Regions from separate parts of the Homo sapiens genome. Here regions 2, 3, 4 and 5 are each linked to region 1. Evidence: read pairs that join two places in POLR2A ChIA-PET (ENCODE). Cell type or tissue: CD4-positive, alpha-beta T cell. All regions are shown on one strand. Each heading gives the region's core, and the rest is flanking DNA. Links, peaks and the distances in the headings are about the cores only. Region 1 overlaps RIPOR2 (RHO family interacting cell polarization regulator 2). Region 2 overlaps RIPOR2 (RHO family interacting cell polarization regulator 2). Region 3 overlaps LOC102724765 (a long non-coding RNA gene). Region 4 overlaps RIPOR2 (RHO family interacting cell polarization regulator 2). Region 5 overlaps LOC102724765 (a long non-coding RNA gene).

Region 1 (4,792 bases), core at 424-4,423:
CACCTACTGGGGGACCTGGCCACCCCGCTACATCGCAGCCCTGATGGACTGATGAACTTGCTGTTGCTCCTGCTCCTCCATCTCCTCCTCTCTCTGTTGTTCTTGCTCTCCTGCCTGATGTTCCTGAGAGTCCACCTGAACGCTTGGTTTCTTCCATGGGGTTTCTCAGGCCTGAGACTAAATCTCCTTCCTCATTGATAGACTCCTGTCTCCTCCACTTTCCTCATCTAACAGGCAAACTCAGAAACTACATCTGTGAAGGCTTTCAATGGTAAACACCCCCATGGAAATCTTTCTCTTCCTCCATAAAGAGAAAGGGAAACCTCATGCTGCCAAGAAATCCTATTGTCTTTGCAATTAGCTGCTTTCTCATCTGTTACTCATTCTGGTAAAAACTACTTCCAACATACATATTGACAAACAGACTATTTCACAATACTCTCAGACCTGGCAACCACTAACTTCCTCGTGCCACACCCTTCCTCACTTCCCTTTTTGCCCCAACCCCAACACTAGAAAACAACCTTTTGGGGTAGTGACATTAAAGATAATAGAGCAAGTACTTACTGAGTGCCTGCTATTGGCCAGGCACTTGACTGCATTCTGATGACTGCTCCCTGGCCTTGAGTTCCACATGGTCTACCAGAGAAAACAGACATATGAGGCTGTGCATTCTCATTCAATGGAACAAATGACCACCTGAACAACAGTGTGACCCAGTTTGCTGCAAAAGCAGGAGGGGAGAGGAGGAAAAGGTTGCCACTCACCTCTCTAGTTGGGGAGAGGAGCAGGAAAGAGGAAGGCATCCCAGTGTAATGTATGGTGAACAGCACCAGAATAGCATTCACCAAACAGAGGAAAGCCTGTTCAGAGGTGACAAGTAGACCGGTGTGGCTGACGTGATTGTTCGGAGAAGAGCTATGGAGAATTAGTTGGGTCCTGACTATAAAAATCCATGAATGCCAGGCTAAACGGAGAGCACTTAATCTGCAAACTATCAAACAGGATGGAGGTAAAGGGATGTAGTTCCTTAGAGCAAACTAGTTCTCCAAATTATTACTTTGTTCAAATTAAGTTCCAGGCAGTGCATATATCCTGGTCCTTACAGTTTCCAGGGCAGGTCAACCTTCCTCAGAAGGAAGAACCACCATTGAGCTAGTAAACTTGCATTATTTATGCCTGGTCAATAGATCAGTAACACCTGTAATAGGAGCTCCTGACTGTATAGCTACTTGGTTGTCTTAAAGTAGGAAGTGTGACTCTTGGAAGGAAAGATCATCATAGAACTGGGAAAAATGATGTAGAGCGTTCTTCTGGCAGAATGGTGTCTGAGCAAAGGAAGGCAGGCAAGAGTAGGCAGCTGCTGTAACACCCTCCAAACGAGGCTGTGGAGGAGGTGTTAGATCAGTAATATGTGAGCGCCGTGAAACATCCAAAGGTATGACCCCTGCAAGCCCCCAGTGCGCATCCTCAGAGGTAACCCCCATGATGGTTTTTTGAGTGAAAGCTAGAAAGCTTTCATTAAGCTTTCTAGATCATGCACTGGTAATCACAAACTGTCAAGAACACTTGCAGCTTTCTCCAACTGTGAAAATGCCAGCAGGCCCCCAGACAAGAGCCTGTAAGAAACCTGGCCAGGCCTCAAAGACAGACTGTAACTGTCATTGCCCCACTGTTAGTGCTAATTCCGTGGCCAGTACCACCAGTGGCTTACACAGCAGATAGAACTTTAAGAAGCACGGCACAAAAGCTGTTTGTGCCTGGATAGTGCCATTGTGCTACATTATTGCTACAATCAGAGGATCAGTGATGCCACTACAGCAGTTCCAAGAAATTTTGCTTAGTAACATGGGCTGAGAAGTGAAAAAAACATCACTACCAAGTACCTTTCTCACATTGTTTTCTTCAGATATAAAATTTCTGGTAATTTTAAAGGGGGGGGAAAAACACCTTCAAAGGATTTCCCCTTTATTCACCTTTATCTAGTAACAATGTCAGATCAGTTTCTTTTCAACCAGTCTTCCATTGTAATTACATAAACAGGCAATAGATTAATCCTGAACTAATTTGCAGAGGTTTTGTTTTGTTTTTGAGACAGAGTTTCGCTGTGTCACCCAGGCTGCAGTGCAGTGGCACTATCTCTGTTCACTGCAACCTCCGCCTCCTGGGTTCAAGCGATTCTCATGCCTCAGCCTCCGGAGTAGCTGGGATTACAGATGCCCACCATCGCACCCGGCTAATTTTTGTATTTTTAGTAGAGACAGAGTTTCTCCATGTTAGCCAGGCTGGTCACGAACTCCTGACCTCAGGTGATCCGCCCACCTCGGCCTCCCAAAGTACTGGGATTACAGGTGTGAGCCACCGTGCCTGACCAATTTGCAGAGGTTTTTAAAGAGCACTTTGGATTTTATTAGAATTAGCATGTCCAGTTTAGGATTTACAAAAACAAGTCGATTATACTTTCTTTCAGAAGTATTTTTTTTAAAGACTAACTAAATGCTGCAGAAAATTATTAGTAGAATGCAGGCTTCTTTAATTCTGCTCTTATTTCAGTAAGTCTTTTTAAGTGGGTTGTTGTGTTCTAATTATTATTGAAAGCTGTTTTTAAATGTGCTGGCTCCACGGGCAGGAAGGCACGGACGAGCTGGTGAGTTTCTGCCACCTACTGACAAGTGATGGTAACAGCACATGCTTCTTTTTTAAGCATCCGGGGACCTTTTTTGCTGTCAGCTTACCCACGCAACGTTTATAAGTCAGGTGAAAGTAGAAGCGTTCATTTAAGACTCTCAACTTACTGGGTTTTTTGCTTTGTTTTGTTTTTTGAGTCGAGGGTCTCGCTCTGTCACACAGGCTGGAGTTCAGTGGCTCACGGCCGCCTGAAACTCCTAACCTCAAGCAATCCTCCTGCCTCAACCTCCTGAGTAACTGGGACCACGGGCGCACGCCACCATGACTGGCTAATTTTTAAATTTTTCGTAGAGATAGGGTCTCACTGTGTTGCCCAGGTTGGTCTCAAACTCCTGGGCTCAAGTGATCCTACTGCCTTGGCCTCCCAGAGCACAGGATCACAGGTGTGAGCCACCATGCCTGGCCAAGAGTCTCCAGCGTACTAACAGGGCTATTTGTAGAAGGCAAAACACATTGTGTGATACCATCCACAGCATCTTTATATGGGTAAAATCACGTTTAAATAAATATAAAAGCAACCCAGAGCACAAAGGTTATAAATAGCAACTCAAGGAGGCTGAAGTACCAAGGGACCCATTTGTCATATGGATGTCTTTGTGTGGGAACAGCCTAGGACTAACAGCTGTTTCTGGACCAGCTCATCAAAATTATTTCCTCGGAGTGCCTCTAAAAAATTACTGGGTAAACAGGGAGGAATTGTTCGTGTCTTCTTCAATCTCTATTTAAACACTTTGAAAGTAGTAACTTCTTTTTTTAAAACATTGAGAAATATAACAAAAAAAAAATAAAGTCATATATAATCATTCCACCCAGTGCTAAGTTTTGTTAAAATTATTAAAATATCCAACCAACTTTTCTGTGTATACACACTCCCTGCCAAGGTATGTGATCTTTTTTACATCTTTTTTCTGTATTACAAAATAAGTATATCATCTTTTTATAAATCAAATAAAAATTACCACTTATTGACAAAAATTTAATTTTCTCCTTAATTCTACCCTACCAGAGATAATTATTTTTAACAGTTTGGTATGGTTTTCTAGACTTTTTTCCCTGGGGATCCATTTATATATGGCTGAGGTTATACTCTATGTAAGGTTTTGTGTCCTTCCTTTTTTTTTTTTTTTTTTTTTTGAGACGGAGTTTCACTGTTGCCAGGCTAAAGTGCAGTGGCATGATCTCGGCTCACTGCAACCCCCGCCTCCCAGGTTCAAGCGATTCTCCTGCCTCAGCCTCCCGAGTAGCTGGGATTACAGGTACCCGACACCACACCCGGCTAATTTTGTATTTTTAGTAGAGATAGGGTTTCACCATGTTGGCCAGGATGGCCTGGAACTCCTGACCTCAGGTGATCTGCCCACCTCAGCCTCCTAAAGTGCTGGGATTACAGGTGTGAGCCACCACGTCCAGCCTGTACTGAATTCTTAACTGGAAATCTCATAAAACTTTATTTTTTTTCCTTCAAAAAATTTTTAAAGGATGAAGATTTTTACCTATTTTTATGAAATTATTTTGGTTCCTTCAATAAAACTTTTAGTCTTTAGGCCCCAAGGAATGTAAAGTGCTTTGCTTTGTGATTGGCAGGAAAACAACAGCTGACTAAAGCCAGAAACAACTGATTAAAGTAAAGCTGGGTCACTGACAAGCCTCTGTTGATGAGATTAGTTTCCTCATTTGCTATGCACATGTGACTAGCATGCCTTCGTCCCCACACGTTTATTCATGCTTGACACAGTAGACATCCAAGAAACATTGTCGAATGCACACATGCCATTCACTCAGCCTGGAAGTATCTGTACACCCATGTCTTCATTTTACTGTGGTGAAACTCTGTTATTCAAATGCTACTTTCCTCCATGAAACTATTCTACATTAAATAAGATAGTCTCTCTTTTTTCATTTTAATTATATAGTAATACATTCTCATAAAAATACAGAAAAAAGCAAAGATCTCCTTCTGTCTCTCCACTGCTGTTTGCCTCCCTGATGCATATCAATTTACTGTGTGTTTTCTTTCTTTTTTTTTTTTTTTTCTTTTTCAGACATAGTCTCACTCTGTTACCCAGGCTGGAGTGCAGTGGTGTAATCACGGTTCACTATAGCC
Region 2 (4,414 bases), core at 415-4,414, 63 kb before region 1:
AGCCTATAAAAATACAGTACATCAGGGTCGGGGGGGGCGATAAGTGTTATGGGAAAAAATTAAGTGCAGGGTGGGCAGAATAGGACATGGTGGTCAGGGAAGACTTTACTGACAAATGCCCAGAGGTTTGAAGTCAAGGTCTGAACATATGGAGGTCTGGGGAGAGTGTTCCAGGAATAGTAAGGAAACCAATGTGAGCAAGGCAGAGAATGGTAGAAGATCTAAGGCTGGGCATGGTGGCTCACGCCTGTAATGCTAGCACTTTGGAAGACCAAGGTTGGAGGATCACTTGAGATCAGGTATTTGAGACCGGCCTGGCCAACATAGTGAAACAGCGTCTCTACTAAAAAAAAAAAAAAATAGCTGGGTGTGGTGGCACGTGCCTATAGTCCCAGCTACTCAGGAGGCTGAGACAGGAGAACTGCTTGTGCTCAGGAGGCAGAGGCTGCAGTGAGCCGAGATCATGCCACTGCACTCCAGCCTGGGTGACAGAGCAAGACTCTGTCTCCTCAAAAAAAAAGAGAGAGAGAGAGATCTAAGAGGTTTTGGGGAGTTCAGCTCCTGTAAAGCCTTATAGGTTACTGTAAGGATTTGAGTTTTTACTCTATGAGATGGGGAGCCATTGGCCAGTGTTGAGCAAAGTAATGCAATCTGATTTACCTTACAAAAGGATCATTCTGACTGTTGTCTTGGAAAGAAAGATGGGGGAATAGGGGAAAAGGTAGGTTAGGAGACTACTGACATATTCCAGAAGAGCTCATGGGATCCTTACCTGGCCTGATACTGGCTGAATACTGGGGGTATGGGAAAAAGTGGTCAAGGATGATTCCAGGGCTTTGGCCTAAGCATCTGGAAGGATAACATTGCTCTTTACTGAAATGAAGACTGCTGCTGGAGGAGTAGACTTAAGGTGAGGAAGGGTATTGCTGTGATGCGGAATCAGGAGTCCAGTTTTGGACAGTTAAGTTTATAGTATACATATAAATTGTGGATGACTTCATGAAGTCCCATTCTAAGTACTCAGAATAGCGAACATTCAGGAAATAGTTGTTGAAATGTTGCCTATAAAGCAGCATATACATAATAGAAAATTATTCATAGATTTATCTCTAGCTTATAGGGATTGGGCTATATAACCTATATGGTGTGTTCCATAAGACCATGAGTTCAGTAATACAATGCAAACTGTTCAGAACACTAAAGGGCAATTTAAGGAAAGATCAGAGGGAAAGGGCTGGCTTCTTGGAGGTGAATATTTGAAGTTGAGAGCTTAATGTCCTGGGAAGCAGTGTTCTGTAAACATGATAATTGTGGGAATGCATCAGGGAATGCTTTATCTTCACATGCTCTCCTGCATTTGGTGCTATGCATACCAAGTTCACATGCTTGCATTTCTTGCCCTTTTGCTCCAAGGCCATACATTCATAGAATTTCAGCTGGAAGAGACCTAAAGAGGTGTTTGGTCTATGTTCCTAACAGAAGGCTGGCAAGCAATCAGCCCCAGTGCTCAGCTCCCTCCCTTTTTCCCTCCAAAGGAGATTTATCTGTCTCCATCAGTCACACATCCATTTAACAGTCAATAGCTAGTAGGCACCACATTTGCTTTTATTTTAACTCAAATCCCACAGGTTATATCTTCAATCACTTCTCTTTATTCTAATTCTGGGGAATAATTGTTCTTCCTTCTGTAAGACAGTCCTCAAAAACCATTAAAATAACATAGTAACAACACCAATAACTCTCCAAACACCGAAATCACCAGTCCAATATTTGTATTCCACCAGGCACTTGAGTCGAATAGTATCTACTGCCGACAAGAGGGCGAGTGTATTCTCAGTGGTGAAGAGGCTCAAACGTGTGTGAATTAGGATATGAAATGCAGGGGCACACGGCCTACAGCTGTTGAACTTGAATTCCTCTGTGAATGCAAACCCCACAGCTGAGAGGCACTTCTCAGAGAGGCCTGTGTACGTTTGCTCTTCTAGATGTACAGGGCTTATCCTCATTGTGACTTAGCCATCGTCTTGTGTGCAGAGAACAAACGAGAGCAGGTGTTCACATTTATCTTCCTCAAGCAGCCCCTTGAGGCTTTTTGGGGGAGGGTCAGGAAAGGAAGAGGCTGAAATACAGCCTTCCATCCCCCAACTCTCACTCCTGCCAGCAGACAGCTGTTTCAGTCTCTTCTTGCTGCTGCTAATGAAAACATAGCCGGGATTCCATAAAAGATATTTAATATGGGATTGCTTGGAGAAGCCACTTTCTTTGGAGATTTGCTTAAACCAAAGCTCTTGGATTTGTTACCATTGCTGTGAAATTTTCATCTCCAGCAGCCTTAGCATGAATGACCTATTTTGAATGTGACAGCGATTACACTTCGGTGGCGTGAATAATTTATTAGGTGCAAGAGCACTGTCAACGTAGTGATATTACAGCAGTCTTGCTAGCCTGGCTAATTATGGAGGATGACAGCACTCTATCCTGTTGTCACAGCTCCTCTCCAAAGCTGCCAGGGATGTGGATTCTATGTGAGCAGAGAAGGAAAGAGGGGCAGTGGGGCCAGGTTCCTGCTACCAAAGAAGGCTTTGTGGGTTGAGCAAGCTGTGCTGCAGGAGTTGGATTTCCACTTTCACCTCTGCAAAGTGAAACTGTGCTGGGCCCATGGGGATGAATCTTGTATCCAGTATCCTGATTTTGCATAAAATGTGTGTTAGTTGGGGGAGGTGCAGGCTGTGAAAGAGTGACTTAGGAAGGAAAGAGGCATTAGACCCTGGAGCTAGCTAGGGTATCTAATGGTTTCCAGGTTTACAGAGGAGGCACAGGCCTTTTTAGCATGCAGCTGGATTCAGAGCCTAGGAGCAGGAGTATGAGAGAAAGGAATAGAGCACAGCCAGGAGGAGCCTCAGTTATGGCTTCGGTGTGTGTTCCCTTGTGTTTTAAGCTACCTTGAGACTCTAGAGCTTTCTCTAGCTTTGCCTGAGTAGTAGTGACAGCTCATTTAACCTTACTGAGACCTCAGTTCCAGATATAAATCAGGCTCCAAAATAATGTCCATGAAGATTTTGAAGTTTAACAGTCAGTGACAAAGTTTTAAGCAATAGGGCTTCTGGGCCTGTAATTCCTCCTAAAAGTAGCTCCTGAAGTTAATGGTCCCAACTTTATGAATTAGGGAGGAACTAAACTTTGGGAAGATCTTTGCATAGGTGGGGGCAGGGAGTTGGAAAAGAATTAAACAGGATTACATGCAATAACATCACTGGCCTACAATGGAAAGAGAAATGAAAATTAAATTAAATTAAAGGAGCTACCTGAAGAAGAAATATTTTTAAAATATGAATGACTGGATAAAAGCAGATACTTTAAATTTTTCAATAATAGGTAATGATTAATGATTATCAATCAAGCCAATGTCAGGAAGCTGACGGCTCCCTCATGTTAGAATAATTCAAGGAAGCTTATTTACAATGAGACGAGTTACAAGGGGGATGGGGATGCAGGGGATACTGGGGCCCAAGGTGACCTCATAGGGAGGAGCCAGGGAATGCATATTCCCACCTCACTTTCATCTCCTGTTGGGGATCCCCATTGGCTAGACCCACCTGGACATCACAGGGCGGCCACTGACGTGGTCCCTACAGGTGAGCCCTCCAGGAGACAGAAGATGGAGATGGACAGAAAGGGGCAACATGGGATAACCTGCAAACCAGGGACTGCATCAGACCCAGGGACACAGAATAAATAAATCACCTTGGAAGACCTTTACAGATACGTCTCTTTTTTTAATGTTTCCCCTGATCATGAGAGAAAAAGGAAAGATATTGTGAAGTGAAAGTCAACTTAGAACCTTTAAAAAAGCCTACTACAGCTGGGCGTGGTGGCTCACGCCTATAATCCCAGCACTTTGGGAGGCTGATGCGGGCAGAACACAAGGTCAGGGGTTCGAGACCAGCCTGGCCAACATGTTGAAACCTCGTCTCTACTAAAAATACAAAACATTAGCCAGGCCTGGTGGTACGCGCCTGTAATCCCAGCTACACGGGAGGCTGAGGCAGGAGAATCACTTGAACCCGGGAGGCGGAGGTTGCAGTGAGGCAAGATCGCGCCATTGCACTCCAGCCTGGGTGACAGAGCAAGACTCCGTCTCAAGAAAAAAAGAAAGAAAAAAAAGCCTACTACATATCAAGTACTTAGCATTGTGCTTACACGTAGATATTGATACTTTCCAATCACTTCTACAACTGCTTTGAATCATGTTATACTTATTTTAATACCTTTGTGCAATAATACATATTGATTAAATGTATGCCATTTACTTTCAGCCTATGGCGTTTAGAACTATACGAATTTGTAAAGTTAACATTTTGCCAACATTTTTGTCCATCTAGATCACTGATTCTCAAAATGTGAACTAAAGACT
Region 3 (4,792 bases), core at 322-4,321, 160 kb before region 1:
AGTAACGGGGATTACCTGGCTAATTTTTGTATTTTTAGTAGAGATGGGGTTTCACCATGTTGGCCAGGCTGGTCTTGAACTCCTGACCTCAGGTGATCCACCCGTCTCAGCCTCCCAAAGTGCTGGGATTACAGGCGTGAGCCACCGTGCCGGTGCCACTTCTTTTAACACTGTTCCAGTCCCTACCTCCCCACAAAGTGTCTGCCAGCTGGCTGCATGCTGGTTTGCAATCTCTGGGAGAGGCTGGCTACTTTCTTTAGATCTTTTGTTTCCCTATGTTATCAACTTACCATGTCTAAGTGAAGCACCCAGAATGTGAATCCCCTAGAAGATATATACAATGAGAGGATCTTTCTCCCTAGGTTTTATTCCTGGAAATTTTTAGAAACCCAGAACTAAAATTGGAATTAATAAATTTTTCTAATTATGAGATAGAAAAGCAGAAGTAACAAGAGTTTGAAATTTTAATGTCAGAACTTTTTTGAAGAATGTTCATAATTATAGCAAGGGAAGAAGTGATGAATCAGTTAAGGGAACTTTATTATCGCCAGACACAAGACTTTTGTTGTGTGTTGCTTGTGACGCTAACTCCATCTCTAGTTACTTAATGTTCCCAGATTCGTGACTATTTTGTCATTCAAAGATCAAACATTTCATTTTCCTTCCTTCTCTTTCCTCTTAGGTGTTTCAGCAGCAATTAAGTCATGCTGTGGAATGCTTAAGTGCAGTAACAAATGTCATGAAAACTGAACATACAGCTAATTTTACTTCTCATGAATAGAGTTCCTGTGGTTTCACTTCAAGACTAATGGAGGGGATGCATTCCATCCTTATTCTCTACTTTAAATCGCTGAGATTAGCTTCAGGGATCCAGCTTCCATTCAGCCTAAATTTTTCAACATTGTGGGCTTATTCCATATAGTTCTGATCTCTTGTTGATGCCCTGGGCCTCAGGAACTACTGGAATGAATTGTTATTTTTTATTCATTTTTAGAACTGCATTTTTAGGACGGGGAGTGGTGGCTTATGCCTTAATCCCAGCACTTTGGGAGCCCGAGGCGGGTGAATCACCTAAGGTCAGGAGTTCGAGACCAGCCTGGCCAACATAGTGAAACCCCCGTGTCTACTAAAAATACAAAAAAATTAGCTAGGCATGATGGCGCCTGCCTGTAGTCCCAGCTACTCCGGAAGCTGAGGCAGGAGAATGGCTTGAACCCAGGAGGTGGAGGTTGCAGTGAGCCGAGATCATGCCATTGCACTCCAGCCTAGGTGACAGAGTAAGACTCCTTAAAAAAAAAAAAAAAAAAAAAAAAAAAACCAAAAAACCTGCGTTTTTAAGGGGAGGCTTTCCAACCATGATTAACTTCATTTTCTGTAGGTCCATGAAAGACCTCCTCCTCCTTCTCCACCTCCCTCTACAATATATGAGTATTTTCTCCACCTCCCTCTACAATATGTAAGTATCCTACCAAACCTCCATGAAAAGGTAAAGAAATGTACTTTGGAAGGAATAAGCAGGAGAGGGACTTCCTTTATTTCCCAATTACTATAATACTATTTGGCATCAGTTAGTAAACAGGGTTTGAAAAGGAAATGAGGATTTGGTAAAAGTGACTGAATTGTCCCACAGTTTTTACAGAGTCAAGAGGATCCTATGAATTTCCCACTGGGTTAAAAATATGACACAATCCAAGGAGACAGCATACCCAGTAGTGCCGTGTAGACTGTCGTAAACACCGTTTCACCAGGCTGCACAGATGATGCTGCTCTTCCCTTCACCTCCCATCCTGTCGAAAAGGTTTTGTTATTTTGTGCTCATTTCAGAAGCTGATGTGTAAATGGTGTGTATTTCTGTTGCCATGACAACCCAGCAGCAATTGGCCTGGGCTTCTTACCAGAGTACAAATGTGCTCTTGACACGATGCTTATCAGACTTTGCCAGACAATTTTCCCTCCTGGATTCACACAAAAGGTTTCGAAGACTCCTAACTGCATTTAGAGGAGAGACAGGCTGAAATTTCGCACTTGGCTCACATGAATGATGAAGCTCTAAAGCTCTGATCCCCTGCTGAAGTCATCGTGTTCTAGTCTATCATTTCAGTACTCTGGGGGCAACTCTGTATAATTAAAGAGGACCAAGTATAAATGTGGCAAAAAAATCTTGCTGGCTACCAGAACTGGGCTTTTGTTGATGTTTCATGTGACACATAACTGTCTCTGCATTTAATAAAAGGTCACTGTGACTGCCTATGTTCTTATTCATATTTTGGCTCGTCAAATTTGTGTGTAGGTGCCATACCAAGAGAAAAACAAAACCCAACAATGCAAACAAACTGAATGATCCCTCGGGCCCTTCTCACACACTCGTGGGCTCTGTTTTGTGTCCTTGTCCCTAGTGACCAAAAAATTTCAACTCATAATAATTTGTGCCATGTTACACACAACTTTCGATCATTTAGGGATGGACTGTCTAAATTTTGGAGCTCTTTGGTGCCTTCATTTCTCCTCCTTGTCCTTCCCACTACTGCTGTATCTGCCATTTTGCCAGCATCTCTTTCAGAGGGCAAATAGAGGAAATGAAACACACATTGTTTAATTTGACACTTATTAGCACCCCTCCAAAGGCTTTTATTAGGACAATGGGAACTAGTGAAATGACTTGTGGGGATTATCTGTGGTTCATGCCAACCCTGTTTCCAGAATCATGTGCAATCTTTAGTTGGCTCTATTTCGAAATAGCTTCTATTAGTTATCTCATTATTTCGATAAGGTAGCTCATGAAGTCAAATAAATACCAGCTGCTTCTTTAAAAAGAAATCTTTGTGTCTCTCAAAAAGTGAGAGCTATTGAGATGTGAGGTAGAAAAGGCTACAGGATATTTCAAGGTGATTGTAGTTTTGTTTGGATCCTACTTACCAGTTGCAAGTTGACCCATTGAAAGGAAAATTAACTACATTAGGATTCAGCCACAAATGTCAGCCGTGTCTTCAAGCAAGCGGTTTAAAGCTCACGGATTTCAGTTCCCTCATCTGTAAAATAAGAAAATTTGACAACATTAATTCTAAGGTCTGCTCCAGGCCTAAAATTCTGTTTCCCTCTGGGAATTCTGGAAAACCTAAGCCCCAACCTTGCTGATGCATTTTGATAAATTAGGGTTGAAAAATACGAGGGGTAACCGTAAGAGAGAATCATCCAAAAACCCAAAATCAACATTGAAGCCACTTCCAGTCCTAAATTTTTGGCCTGCTTCCCAAAACTTCCCTCTACCTCCATCTCTTTACCTAACTCCTCACTCCATAATCTTTTAAAATAAAAAGGCAACGAAGAAAGTGCAAGTGTCTGGCTTGAATTATTAGCTTCCTTAAATTCAGTGTGCCTATTGTAGAAAGGACTTTTTTACATGGAGTGGGAGACTGAACTACAGGAACTCCAAGCACCATTTCAACACTCACTTTCTGATTTGAAAATTTGATATTAATTATACAAAAGAGCCAGTGCAGAGAACCCCTATAGGCCCAGGTCACAAACTTGTAGTATATCAGCCCACAGATGTTTTGTTTGGCCCACAAATATGATTTACATTTCCGTTAAGTTTGGTTGTCAGCATTTAAAACATAAAGATTTTGCATGAAAAAAAATTCAGGTGTTCAGTGTCTATTTGTAAAACTGGCAGAGCTGATGAAGGTGGGCTCACCTCCCTACAGTCCCCTGATGCTCAAGGGGCCGCCCCTTCAGGCAAAGCAGGTGCTCCCCCTTCAGGCAGAGTAGGTGCTGCCCTCCCAGTATACCACAGTCCACACCCCGCTATAGCCTCATTCATTCCCCCTGCCCTACACTGTGCACAGGGGAGTTGCAGATGCTTGACTTACTGGCTCCTCAAGGAACACCCGTGGTCTTCAGACCACCACTGAAGAATCACTGTTCTGAAAGAAAAAAAAAATCACTGACCTTTCAGAAAATACATCCTGAGAATTATCCAATCAAACGTTAGAGCTTCTTTGGGGAGATCCATGCTTATTTAATGATGTTTTAAAAACAAAGAAAAGAAAAAAGCAAAACAGCAATCTGAACATCAATGACAGCTGTTCAGTAGGTGGGATGCTATTTTTGCTTATTCTAATGAACACAGTGTGCCAGACAGCATTCTGCAGATGCTCACCTCTCTGGAAGAAAAAGGAAAAAAAAAAAAACCCAGAGATGGAGTGCTATTTAATCAGACCACTCTCTGATAAGAGAATAACTAGTGATCCTGGCCCCCCATCCCCTCCGTATGGAGGCAGGGATTGTGCAATCTGTTTTTTTTTAAAACAACTTTGTTGAGATGTGATTCATATACCATAAAATTTGACCTTTCAAAACATACAGTGGTTTTTAGCATATTTGCCAAGTTGAGCAGCCATCATCACTATCTAATTGCAAAATGTTTTCACCACTGCAAAAGGAAACCCGGTCCCCATTAGCAGGCACTCCTCATTCCAATCTCCCCTTCCCCCAGCCATAGGCAAGCACTAATCTACTCTCTATCTCTATGGATTTGTATATTTTGGATATTTTATATAAATAGGATCATCTGATCATAAGTAACATTTTGTGTCTGATTTGTTTCAATTAGCATAATGTTTTTAAAGCTAATTTATTTTGTAGCATGCATCAGTACTTTCATCCTTTTTATAGACAAATTATATTCCATTGTATGGATAAACCACATCATGTTTACCCATTTTCTCTATTGATGGACATTTAGGTTGTTTCTTTTTGGCTATTATAAAAAATGGCACTGTGAACACTTGTG
Region 4 (4,792 bases), core at 450-4,449, 54 kb before region 1:
GAAGCTCCCTCAAGGGGAGATGCAGCCCACTGTGCCCTCTTCATTCCTGTTTAGAGCTTCAGTCCTAAATCCACAGCGGTGAGTGGGGCAACCTCATGGAATCTCTAAAGGCAGCAGCTTGGGGAGCCACTCCATGCTTCTTTCTGGTCTCTGCTCTGTATGTGCACATACACACACACACACACACACACACACACTCAAGTCATGCCCACAGTCATGCCCAAACCTCAGCAAGATACCCCTCAGCCCAATAGGGTAAGTTGGGGGTGGGAGTGGAATGTGCTGTAGTAAAAAGAGCACTTGATTTGGAATCACATCTGACTTTCAACACTAGCTTCATCTTTGTGATCATCAGGAAGTTACTTGTTCATCTTCTCAGAGTATCAGTAGTCTTATCTTTTAAGTGGAGGCAGCTATGGGAAAGAGATGACAGGCTTCAGTGGGATAATATCTATAAAGTACCTAACATCATCTGCCTCATCTCTCTTTTCATCCTCTTCCTCCTCCCTCTCATAAAAGGTTATATGTCACTTACAACAGTGCCATTCCTGAGTCAGGAAGGTGATGGGAGTGGGAAGGTGGGGAAATACAGTTGGCTTCTCTCCAGGGTGGATGTCAGGCCCTTCTCCCTCCAGATTCGTCCTATGAGACCATTAGTACTGTGCTAATCCGTAGTAGCGCTTTACTCAGTTCTCCCCAAACTTCTACTGCATATTTGTACTTCTTTCCAGGTCTCTTTCTCCAGACTCCAGTAAATAGAGAAATGTTTGGAACCATCCATCTCTACACAAATAGTCATGATACAAGGTGGAAGGTGTAGGCATCTGGAGAGTAAACTAAGGTGCTATAAAAGCTCTGAAATGAAAGGGCAAAAAAAAAAGGGGGGGGGCAAGGGATCTTGGAAAAATGGATGCAGATTAAGGTATTTAAACTGGATCCTAATGAATAGATGTGGCCATTTGGAAATGAGCAAAAGCTATGTGGTTGCAGATAAGTTGCAGGGTGGGGTTGGCAAGGGAAATAAAAGGATCAATGTAAGAGTGAAGGGGTGCTTCAGAATGACTGGGTGATCCATCTTTCATTCAATATGTAGCTATGGAGTGCCTGCTCTGTGCTGGGGACAGCTTATATCAGACAGAGATGGTCCCTGCCCTATGAACTCACAGTCTAGTAAAGGCATGCTCTTGGGCGTTCTTTCTGGGGATCAAGCCGATTTTGCCCTTTCTGTTGTATTCCTAGGTGAGTTATGACACAGTTTATCAGGCGATGGTTCTGGCTGCTTGTATTCCAGCCCGAGGATGCAGTGCCCAGACCACGACTGGATGTGGGTGTTTCCCATGTTGACATGTCTCCTAGGATGTTCCCTTTCGGCTAATGTCTCAGCTCACTGATTATTACTGATCCTTTCACAAGGTGACTGAATCTCAAGTGGTGTGGGAGGGAGTGGATGTGTCTTGTGGTACTATTCTAGTTAACATATTCTAAATACACAATTTATTCATTATGATCACTTAACAGATGAGGAGACTGAGGCATAGCAGGGAATCCCTATGTAAGGATGGAGACTGAGTCAGGACCTTTTCCCTGGGTCCTTGTCGACTCCCAGTTCCATACAGTTTCCACTCCAAAAGGCCCTTTTTTGGGAATGTCTGTCTATCAGGCAGACCCATGCTTTCCCCACAGGAAACCTTTATCATTCAAATCCACCAGAACAAAATAAAAAACAATTCTCTTTCTGCCATCTTTATGAGAGCTGTGTCCAAAGCAGCCCCGGTAGAGAGAGTGCCCTACAAAGCAGCCCTCTTCAGCGGGGCTTTCCAGCACAACCCTTGCCGTGGGCAGCCAACCTCACCCTCACACCGCCCCCACCCCATACACCACCGCCTCATTTTTTTCAATGCACAGCCCAGCTTGTATGAAAGATCCCAAAAGGTTAGCTGAAAGGGCCTTTCCTTGCCTCGGCTCCTTTCCTCTGCCCTCTCCCTCCAGCGCGCTGGATCCACCGGGCTCGCTCCCCGGCGCGATTCCACGGGTCACTCCAAAGCTGCCGCGCCAGCTCTTGCAAAGGAGCCTGGCGTGCCGGCGATCAGCTGGAAGCAGGCACCGAAGCGCAGCCTCCTGGAGTTGGGCTGAAGTAGCTGTCAAGCAGCTGTCTCCACCCGCCCTCCCCTCCCAGCACAAGTGACGCCGCCGGCCCCCGCGCCGCGCCTCCCCCTCCTCACGGCTCCCGCCCCTCCGCCCGCTCCGCCGCTCTAGCTCCGCGCTCCGCCACCCTCGCGCCCGCCAGCCCCGCAACTTCACCCCGCGCGCCGCAGCTGCTGCGAGCGGACGCGGCAGGGCAGCCGGCGCTGGGGACAGCTCGCGTCCACCCGACTTCCTCCCGGGGTCCCCTTCACCCAAGTGAGCCAGCTCAGGCTGTCTGCAAAGCCGGAGGTGCGGGCAGCTCCGGGCATTGCATTGGTGCGGAGGCTTTTATATGCCAGAGAACCCTGAGTGTGCCCCTGACATGACAAGGAGCCGTCGTCGTTAGGTAGGTTCACCTTTTCATTTCTCCTTTTTTGCTTCTGATTTTGCGTACAACGCGGTGAGGTCTGTGTGGGGAGGGGTGTCCTCGACTTGAATGAGCGTTGAATGCTAAGCAGCCGTTGAAACTGGAGCGTCCTCAGCTTCCACCACCCTGGTGGGTTCGGGCATCTGAAGCCCACAGGGTACGGTCGGGAAGTTGCTGAGCGAAAGGGGCACGCGCACTTTTTGCAAGCAGAACTGAAGGATGCCCTGGGGAGTGGAGGAACGGGCCAAGGTTAGAGGGGCCCACAGCATTGCCCGGGGTTGGGACATTTCTGGGGCGAGGAAGCGCCGGGCCCCGGGAGTCAGGGAGGGGTGTGTGTGCGAGCGCCCCCAGATGGGAGTCCTGGGTGGCCCCCTGGCACGGAACGACTTCGGCACTCGCAGAGCCTATGGGGAATCCAGCTCAGGGCTGGGATGGCAGTCTCAAGGGTCTTCATTTGCCCCCGGGCTGCCCGTTTGAGCTGGACTATGAACCAGCTCGTTCCTCACCGTGTCTGAATTCCAAATTGGCCAGGTGGAATGGGAGGATGAGAATTGGGAAGAGGGGCAAGAAAGGAAAAAATGTGTTGCTTTGATGCCGATCTGTGTCTGGAAAGATGGGGGGAGGGGATGCACCTGAGGACAGGAGCACCCTAGCAGGAGTCCGTGGCATGGGAGGGGGCTGGTCAAGCGGAGCATGTGCAGCTCTCTTGCCCGAGACGATAACCTTCTAGCTCCCTCTTACAGGGCAGTGGGCAGCAGATAGAGACCCCTCACGTTCGAAGGGAGTAGGTGCATTTTGAAATTAGATAAGCAGAAGTCATCAGGTGCTAAGGTGGCAGAGGCGCTGTGAGAAGTGACAGCTCCCTGGAGAGCGAGAGAGCAAGTGGAAAAGCAGGAGAACCGGGCTGATTCTGCTGGGATGGGGGTGGCGCAGAGTGAGATTGGTAGGCTCGTAGGTCCCTGTCTTGGAGATACCTACATGTTGCTTGAGTGACTGAGGAAAAATGTTCAAGCTTTTAATCTGGGAAAACAGTTATGATAAAATATATGTTGGGGCTGTTTCCTCCCTGCTCCCCACTTCCTACCCTCTTACGTCCACACGCTTGGTAGAAGGTCTAGGATTGTGACTAATCACTGCCCCCATTCTGAAGAAATTGTACTTGGCCATCTCTATGGGACTGGGCATCCTGTGTGAGCGTCTGCTCGATTGTTAGCTGACACACAATCATTTCTTCCCTTTTGTTTTCTATCGGGTCTGTCTTGCTCTGAGAGTGTACCCACCTCCTTCCCTCCCCTACCCGGGTATTCCCACTCACTCAATTCCCCTCTTCCCCTTGCTCCTCCAGCCATTTTGGACCAGCCTCTGAGCTTGCCCACTCACACCATCTACTTTCCTCAAATTGTATTTTAGCTGCTGTCACAAGCAGGGGATGTCAGCCACGAACTCTCCGAGAACCAGCACCATCATGGCTATTCTCCAGTGGTTAATTAGGAAGCATCAGTAGTTATCCTTCTGTAGGAACAAACTGCAGGGATGTACCAACTTAGGGTAACAGCAGCTTGAGGAACTCCCCTATCTGAAGCCCCCATCTCCCAGCACTCAGGATTAGCTTTCTGTGCTAGCTTCCCCTTCAGTTGCAATAGTGTCAAATTGTGTCCTTTCCCCCAGGAAGATAATGCATCTGCCTGTCCAAAAATTTACTGCATCCAAACATCTGAAAACTTGAACATTGGAGAATCTGTTTAGCAAAAACATACTGCATATGTTGCTTTTCCAAAGGACCCCCCAATTGCTGTTGCTTCTCTCTTCCTCTGACACTCTAATGTGAGATTTCGCTTTGAATATTTTATCCTCAGTATAAATAAAAAGAAATACCAAGCTACAGAGAAAGAAAACCGAAAGCATGCGCTAGGGAGTTGCATAGAATTCTGATTACACAAACACAATTCCAGAAATGGCTCTCCTTCCTTTTGTTAACTGCAAAGTGAAGTTATTTCCAGCAGAGAAGGGACCCACCCAAGGTTGACCTGGAGAAGCCAAGGAGGCTGGGGGCGGGTGGAGGGAGATATTTATATCTGTGGATCTTGTTAGCTAAACTCTCATAAAAATTCTTCTCTTTAGTATTCATACCCATTGACCTGGGGCCCTGCTAATCACTGCCAAATGTCCTTCCCTAAATCTGAGGTCACTAAAGTGGAAACATCCCTACTACGATAAAACCCCACAGCCCAACTGTGATAC
Region 5 (4,792 bases), core at 282-4,281, 170 kb before region 1:
TGCTTCCTGGTCTTGCCCCTGCTCATCTGTGAGGCATCAGTCAGACCACTCACTCTCTCGGTACAGTCAATACATGAACATTCCTTTGTGTCCAGGCCAGAGTTTGTTCTTGGTTTCCTATCCACCCCTTTTTTCATTACTTCTTCTTCTTTTTTTTTTTTTTTTTTTTTTCTTTTTTGAGACGGAGTCTCGCTCTGTCGTCCAGGTTGGAGTGCAGCGGCGCGATCTCGGCTCACTGCAGCAAGCTCCGCCTCCCGGGTTCACGCCATTCTCCTGCCTTAGCCTCCCAAGTAGCTGGGATGGAGTCTTGCTCTGTCGCCAGGCTGGAGTGCAGTGTCGCGATCTCGGCTCACTGCAACCTCCACCTCCCGAGTTCAAGCCATTCTCTTGCCTCAGCCTCCCGAGTACTTGGGACTACAGATGCGCGCCACCATGCCCGGCTAATTTTTTGTGTTTTTAGTAGAGACGGGGTTTCACCATGTTGGCCAGGATGGTCTCGATCTCTTGAATTCATGATCCACCTGCCTCGGCCTCCCAAATTGCTAGGATTACAGGCGTGAGCCACCATACCCGGCCCTCGTCATTTCTTTGAGGGCACCCTCTCCCAGCACTCTGCTGCCTCCAGTTGTACTGAACAATGGTGCCTTCTCTCAGTCCTAGACAGAGCTCCATTCTCAGGGCCTTTCCTTACCTCATCCCACATCAAATCAGATCCACTATTCCCCATACTTTCCCACCCTGGTGTGGACCAGATGAAGGGCCCTAATGTGTCAACCTGATAAAATTGATTAAAACTTCACATTCTTAGTGGTGGAAGTGATTTCACATGCATTATCTCATTGGAGACTCACAACTACCCTGAGGAGCTAGAAGGATCTGTACTATCCCTGCCCCCCAATTTTTTTCTTATGTGGAAACTGAAGCTCAGAGAGAAAGGAGTAAGACAGTACATCTGTCATTTATTTGGGGTAGTATTAGTATCAGGCATTGTGCCAGCTCCCCTATTGGGCATTATTTCACTTAATCCTCAGTCCAACCCTATGAGGTTGGTAATTGTATCCATTTTGCAAATGAGGAGGCTGAGGCTCAGAGAAGTTAAAGGACTTATTAAAAGTCACAGGCCACAGTGTGGCAGAACAGAGCCAACATTCAGACACATGTGTACAAGTCCAGAGCGGGTTTTCACTGCTGGAACTAGGACTCAAGCTCAAATCAATCAACTCCTAATTTTATGGTTCTTCCAGTGGCCACCCTCTCTATTCAGAAAATGCACCCTACCACCTATCCCCAAATCTCAAAACATGGGCCCGGTTGAAATGCACACAGCTCTGGGAGTCTCCTAGAGGCAGAACAAGGGCTGGCGATGTCTGAGGGCAGCTAAGGAGATATTTGGAAATCTACTGGAAACTGCATCTTCCTGCGCTGTGCTAGATGTCCAGGTATCTGAGAATACAGTGAAGGAAAATTAACCGAATGTTCAAATCTCTACAGAATGCCTAGCTTGAGTCCCTGAATACTTTTTTATGCAGGACGAGGGTGGTAGGGGCCACTCAGAAAGAAATCTGAACACGCAGAACCCTCGGGCTTAGAGCTGTTAGGGGTCATAGGCAGCCAGCTCACTTCCAGCGGACAGTGCCCACTCCCCTTTCTTCTCAGAGCCCAGCCAAGAAGGATGGCTCAGCGGCCCGACTGGAGCACCTCTGCCCTCCTCGGCTCCTGGGCGTGTCTCCGGGGATTCCTGTTCGGTGATGCCCTGACCCACGGAACTTGCCTCTTCCCTCTTGTTCAGTCGGTTTACCAACCTGGGGGCGTCTGCGGATCAAGGTGTTTGAGAGGCTGGGCTGAGGTAGAGAAGAGGGTGGGGCAGGAGCACCTAAGTCGCTCAGGGATTTGGTGACTCACACGAGGGGAGGGGGGCCCTCTTTCTCCCCAGCACTGGGGGCGCCCAAGGCTGTTCCCATGCTTAGCAGAAGATGCCCCTCTCATCCCCCAAGGGGCCTGCTCGGAGTGTGCCACCTGCAGCATGGCCACCACGAGGCCGGTTATGTATTTATTTCCTGGCAGAGCTGAACCCCAAACGCTTTTCCTTCTGTGCCGTGCGTGAAAGAAACAGAAACCGCTGCACAGCATGTCTATGTTTATACCCTGGGCCCTGACCCTCCCACAGAGGCCAGCTCGTAGACTTTTCTTTCGCAGCCTGGGGATGGGTTTGTACTTCACCCTCGAGCGCCTCCCCCTGGGAACCCGCAGAGGGCTGGGTGGCTGTGCAGTCCTGTGTGCTAAGTGCTTTTCTTCGCTTCTCGATGCTTGGGCCGTCTTGTAAGCAAAGCTAGGTGAATCGAATCCACCCCTACGCGATTGTCGTTTGCATTAAGTAAGATAATGCACGTGGAAATATTTTGTGAGCTATGCAGTATCACCTAAATTATTTTTTATTATTATTTTAAAAATAGAATGCATCAGCAAGTTCTTAATGAGCTTGCTTTTTTGTTTTAATATTTGGAAATTGGAACAGCTACTTATAGGAGACTTGTAGATCCCAGAATGTGCCGTTTGCCTGAGTGGTTTCTTTTGGCCTTGCTGTGTCAGGACTTGTGAGGCTTGTGAGGTGATGTCAGCAAATCAGCACAGACTCACACCTGAGGAGCCCGGGAGTGGTCTAGGGCCTGTGGAGCATGGCAGAGTGGCCTCTTCTCAGCCTCCTCTCCACTGGAGGGCACTTGAGTTATTATTTATTTCCCCCAGGCCTCAGCCTCTTAGCTCCTGCCAACTTCCTTTCAGAGGCATTCCTGCCATATGTCCCAAGATTTTCCTCTGTTTACCTCCTTTAAAGTTGTCATGGTCTTGAATTTTAGACCACCGTAATCTCCGTTTGACAATGAATGGTCATAAATTCAAAGAAATTGCAGGACTCTTATTCTGAAATTCATATAAATGATTTCTTTATAAGTACACATAAAACTCTTTTCTCTTAAAATATACAGAAAAAGAAAAATGTACAGCTGCTCAGGGTAACAAAGTATTGCCTTCTAGAAATTCTCAGGCTTCTTGTCTTTAAGGATAAACAGGAAGCATTTCTAATTAGTGTCTTGGTTGTTTGCATATTGAGCTTCCAAAATGCTTTAGAAGGTTCATCTTTTCAATCCGCCCTTCGCAGTCCTTTATTTTTCATTTGCTAAGCAGAGGTAAACTTAAAACCATCTCTATGTGACTTATCATAAATCCCAATCAGTGAGACCTCAAATAATGAACTTGGCTCTCATTTATACACGTGACAAAAGGTATACCTATATAAATATCTAATAAAAACTACCTAACAGCTAAATACAACAAAGAGAAGCAATTTTCCTCTCTTTTTCACCCAATGGCTCTAATTAATCATGCAGTACAGAAAAATAAGAAACCTTTTATGTAGCTTTTAGTGGTTTTGTTCATTCTAGTTTCCACCTGTGAGTAGCATTCATTTATAAACCTGTCTTGCTGAGCACAGTGCTTTCAAAAATGACTTGCTTGTGACTCAGAAACAAAAAAAAAAAACAACAATCTTTGTAACTTTTAATCTCATGCAATTTCTTCAGTTTCTTTTGTTGGTGAATACACGTACAATTTGGTTTTGAAATACCATGTATCAAAGCACAAACAAATCATCCCTTGGAGTCGTGAAGAAGCTCATCAATGTATCACAGTCTTCCAGTCAAGCCCATAATTCAGTCTCCTACAGCTCTGATTCTTGACCTCTAAGAAAACCCACCCTCTTACTCTTCCTGAACAATTGCTCACTAGAGCACTAAGTGAAGGGAAAGATTGCTCCTTAAAGTGAAAAAACAATGTTTTCCAAAGTTGTGTTGAATATGCATAGTCATCATATCACAGGAAGTTTTTCTTTTAAACCTTATGTGCATTTTCTTTAATTTGTATGGTTTTCTCAAGTTCAACATTCAGTTTTCGTTTTAATCAGTTATATTCTAAAAACAATTAAATTTTTTTCTCCTTAGAAATTCACTTTAAATTAAAAAGAACTTTTGTTTTTCTCTTTTTAAGGCACAAATAGTGCTGGGAGGGGGTGAGGGTAAACTTCTTTATCTGTCACTGTCATTTTTTTTTAAAGGTCCTATTGCTTTTACACTTCTAACCCTAAAAAAGCCTCGTCACGCACCCAGCATTCCCCTAGCTCTGGGCTTCCAGAGCACTGTTATTCAACAGAGAGTTTCTATAGAAATCCAAAGTACTATCTCCAAATAGCAGAAACCGTAACACCACAGACACTTATTAGAATTTGTGTGGAAGAATCCTAAAGCTAAATAAATAGAAGCTTCTAAATTACCTTTTTCCCCCCTTGACTATATCTTAGATCAAATTTTTAGAACTCCCACCACCCACATGTACACCAGGACCTGTGGGTGGGAGCAGGCGTGAGACAGAGAGGGCTTCCTGTTACCATTAAATGAATAAAGAGACCGCTACATATCAAACTCTGTCCTCTCTTTTTTTCTTGACTCTTCTTCCCTCCATTTAGTGTGAATATTTGAAGTTAAACTGGGCATGGCCCCACATGTCTGATTACTCACCCATCGACATCCAACCTGAAGTCACAAATTTGGCTTCAGAGAATGTTGTGGAGCTGAAAGGATGGCAACTTCAATTTTCAATAAATAACTAGAAACAGAGAAAATAGCTTTCCAAGTCATCAAAGAAAACCCATGGTGAGAAGGATATTAATGGATTAAAACAGGCATAAAGAGGAAACTGAAGGCAAAGCATTGGCAAAATCTAGAAATGATTATCAGCTTCA

Evidence for each region. Peaks named below come from ENCODE experiments on the same cell type or tissue, not always from the same donor. Only the 100,000 strongest peaks of a DNase experiment are listed, where the experiment ranks them.
Region 2: POLR2A ChIA-PET joins it to region 1 with 11 read pairs; 12 of 35 experiments call an interaction of 5 or more read pairs at or near these places.
Region 3: POLR2A ChIA-PET joins it to region 1 with 20 read pairs; 15 of 35 experiments call an interaction of 5 or more read pairs at or near these places.
Region 4: POLR2A ChIA-PET joins it to region 1 with 19 read pairs; 12 of 35 experiments call an interaction of 5 or more read pairs at or near these places.
Region 5: POLR2A ChIA-PET joins it to region 1 with 19 read pairs; 15 of 35 experiments call an interaction of 5 or more read pairs at or near these places.

Annotation. Positions count from the first base shown.
Region 1 is chr6:24,854,054-24,858,845 of GRCh38, reverse strand. The region is part of intron 8 of RIPOR2 (RHO family interacting cell polarization regulator 2); the gene reads left to right. Among named protein-coding and RNA genes, the nearest start is that of ARMH2, 58 kb to the right of the region's middle. RefSeq lists an enhancer at 2,551-2,845. In CD4-positive, alpha-beta T cell, for the core only: CTCF peaks have their summits at 2,453 and 2,653 (motif pointing left); DNase peaks (open chromatin) are centred at 465 and 2,655; H3K27ac peaks cover 1,851 bases.
Region 2 is chr6:24,917,275-24,921,688 of GRCh38, reverse strand. The region is part of intron 1 of RIPOR2 (RHO family interacting cell polarization regulator 2); the gene reads left to right. Among named protein-coding and RNA genes, the nearest start is that of RIPOR2, 16 kb to the left of the region's middle. RefSeq lists an enhancer at 3,281-3,780. In CD4-positive, alpha-beta T cell, for the core only: no CTCF peak of the experiment used is centred there; no DNase peak of the experiment used is centred there; H3K4me3 peaks cover 1,934 bases; H3K27ac peaks cover 1,806 bases.
Region 3 is chr6:25,012,422-25,017,213 of GRCh38, reverse strand. It overlaps LOC102724765 (a long non-coding RNA gene), which reads left to right. Exons shown (of 2, transcript NR_187803.1): 2 at 1,631-2,262. It also overlaps a transcript of RIPOR2 not described here. Among named protein-coding and RNA genes, the nearest start is that of RIPOR2, 79 kb to the right of the region's middle. In CD4-positive, alpha-beta T cell, for the core only: no CTCF peak of the experiment used is centred there; DNase peaks (open chromatin) are centred at 1,823 and 3,783; H3K27ac peaks cover 1,398 bases.
Region 4 is chr6:24,908,556-24,913,347 of GRCh38, reverse strand. All of the region lies in intron 1 of RIPOR2 (RHO family interacting cell polarization regulator 2), which reads left to right. Among named protein-coding and RNA genes, the nearest start is that of RIPOR2, 25 kb to the left of the region's middle. In CD4-positive, alpha-beta T cell, for the core only: a CTCF peak has its summit at 2,892; DNase peaks (open chromatin) are centred at 1,837, 2,157, 2,547, 3,327 and 1 weaker place; H3K4me3 peaks cover 3,878 bases; H3K27ac peaks cover 3,766 bases.
Region 5 is chr6:25,024,791-25,029,582 of GRCh38, reverse strand. All of the region lies in intron 1 of LOC102724765 (a long non-coding RNA gene), which reads left to right. It also overlaps a transcript of RIPOR2 not described here. Among named protein-coding and RNA genes, the nearest start is that of RIPOR2, 91 kb to the right of the region's middle. RefSeq lists an enhancer at 1,892-2,131. In CD4-positive, alpha-beta T cell, for the core only: CTCF peaks have their summits at 1,991 and 2,234; DNase peaks (open chromatin) are centred at 2,182 and 2,662; H3K4me3 peaks cover 1,158 bases; H3K27ac peaks cover 2,694 bases.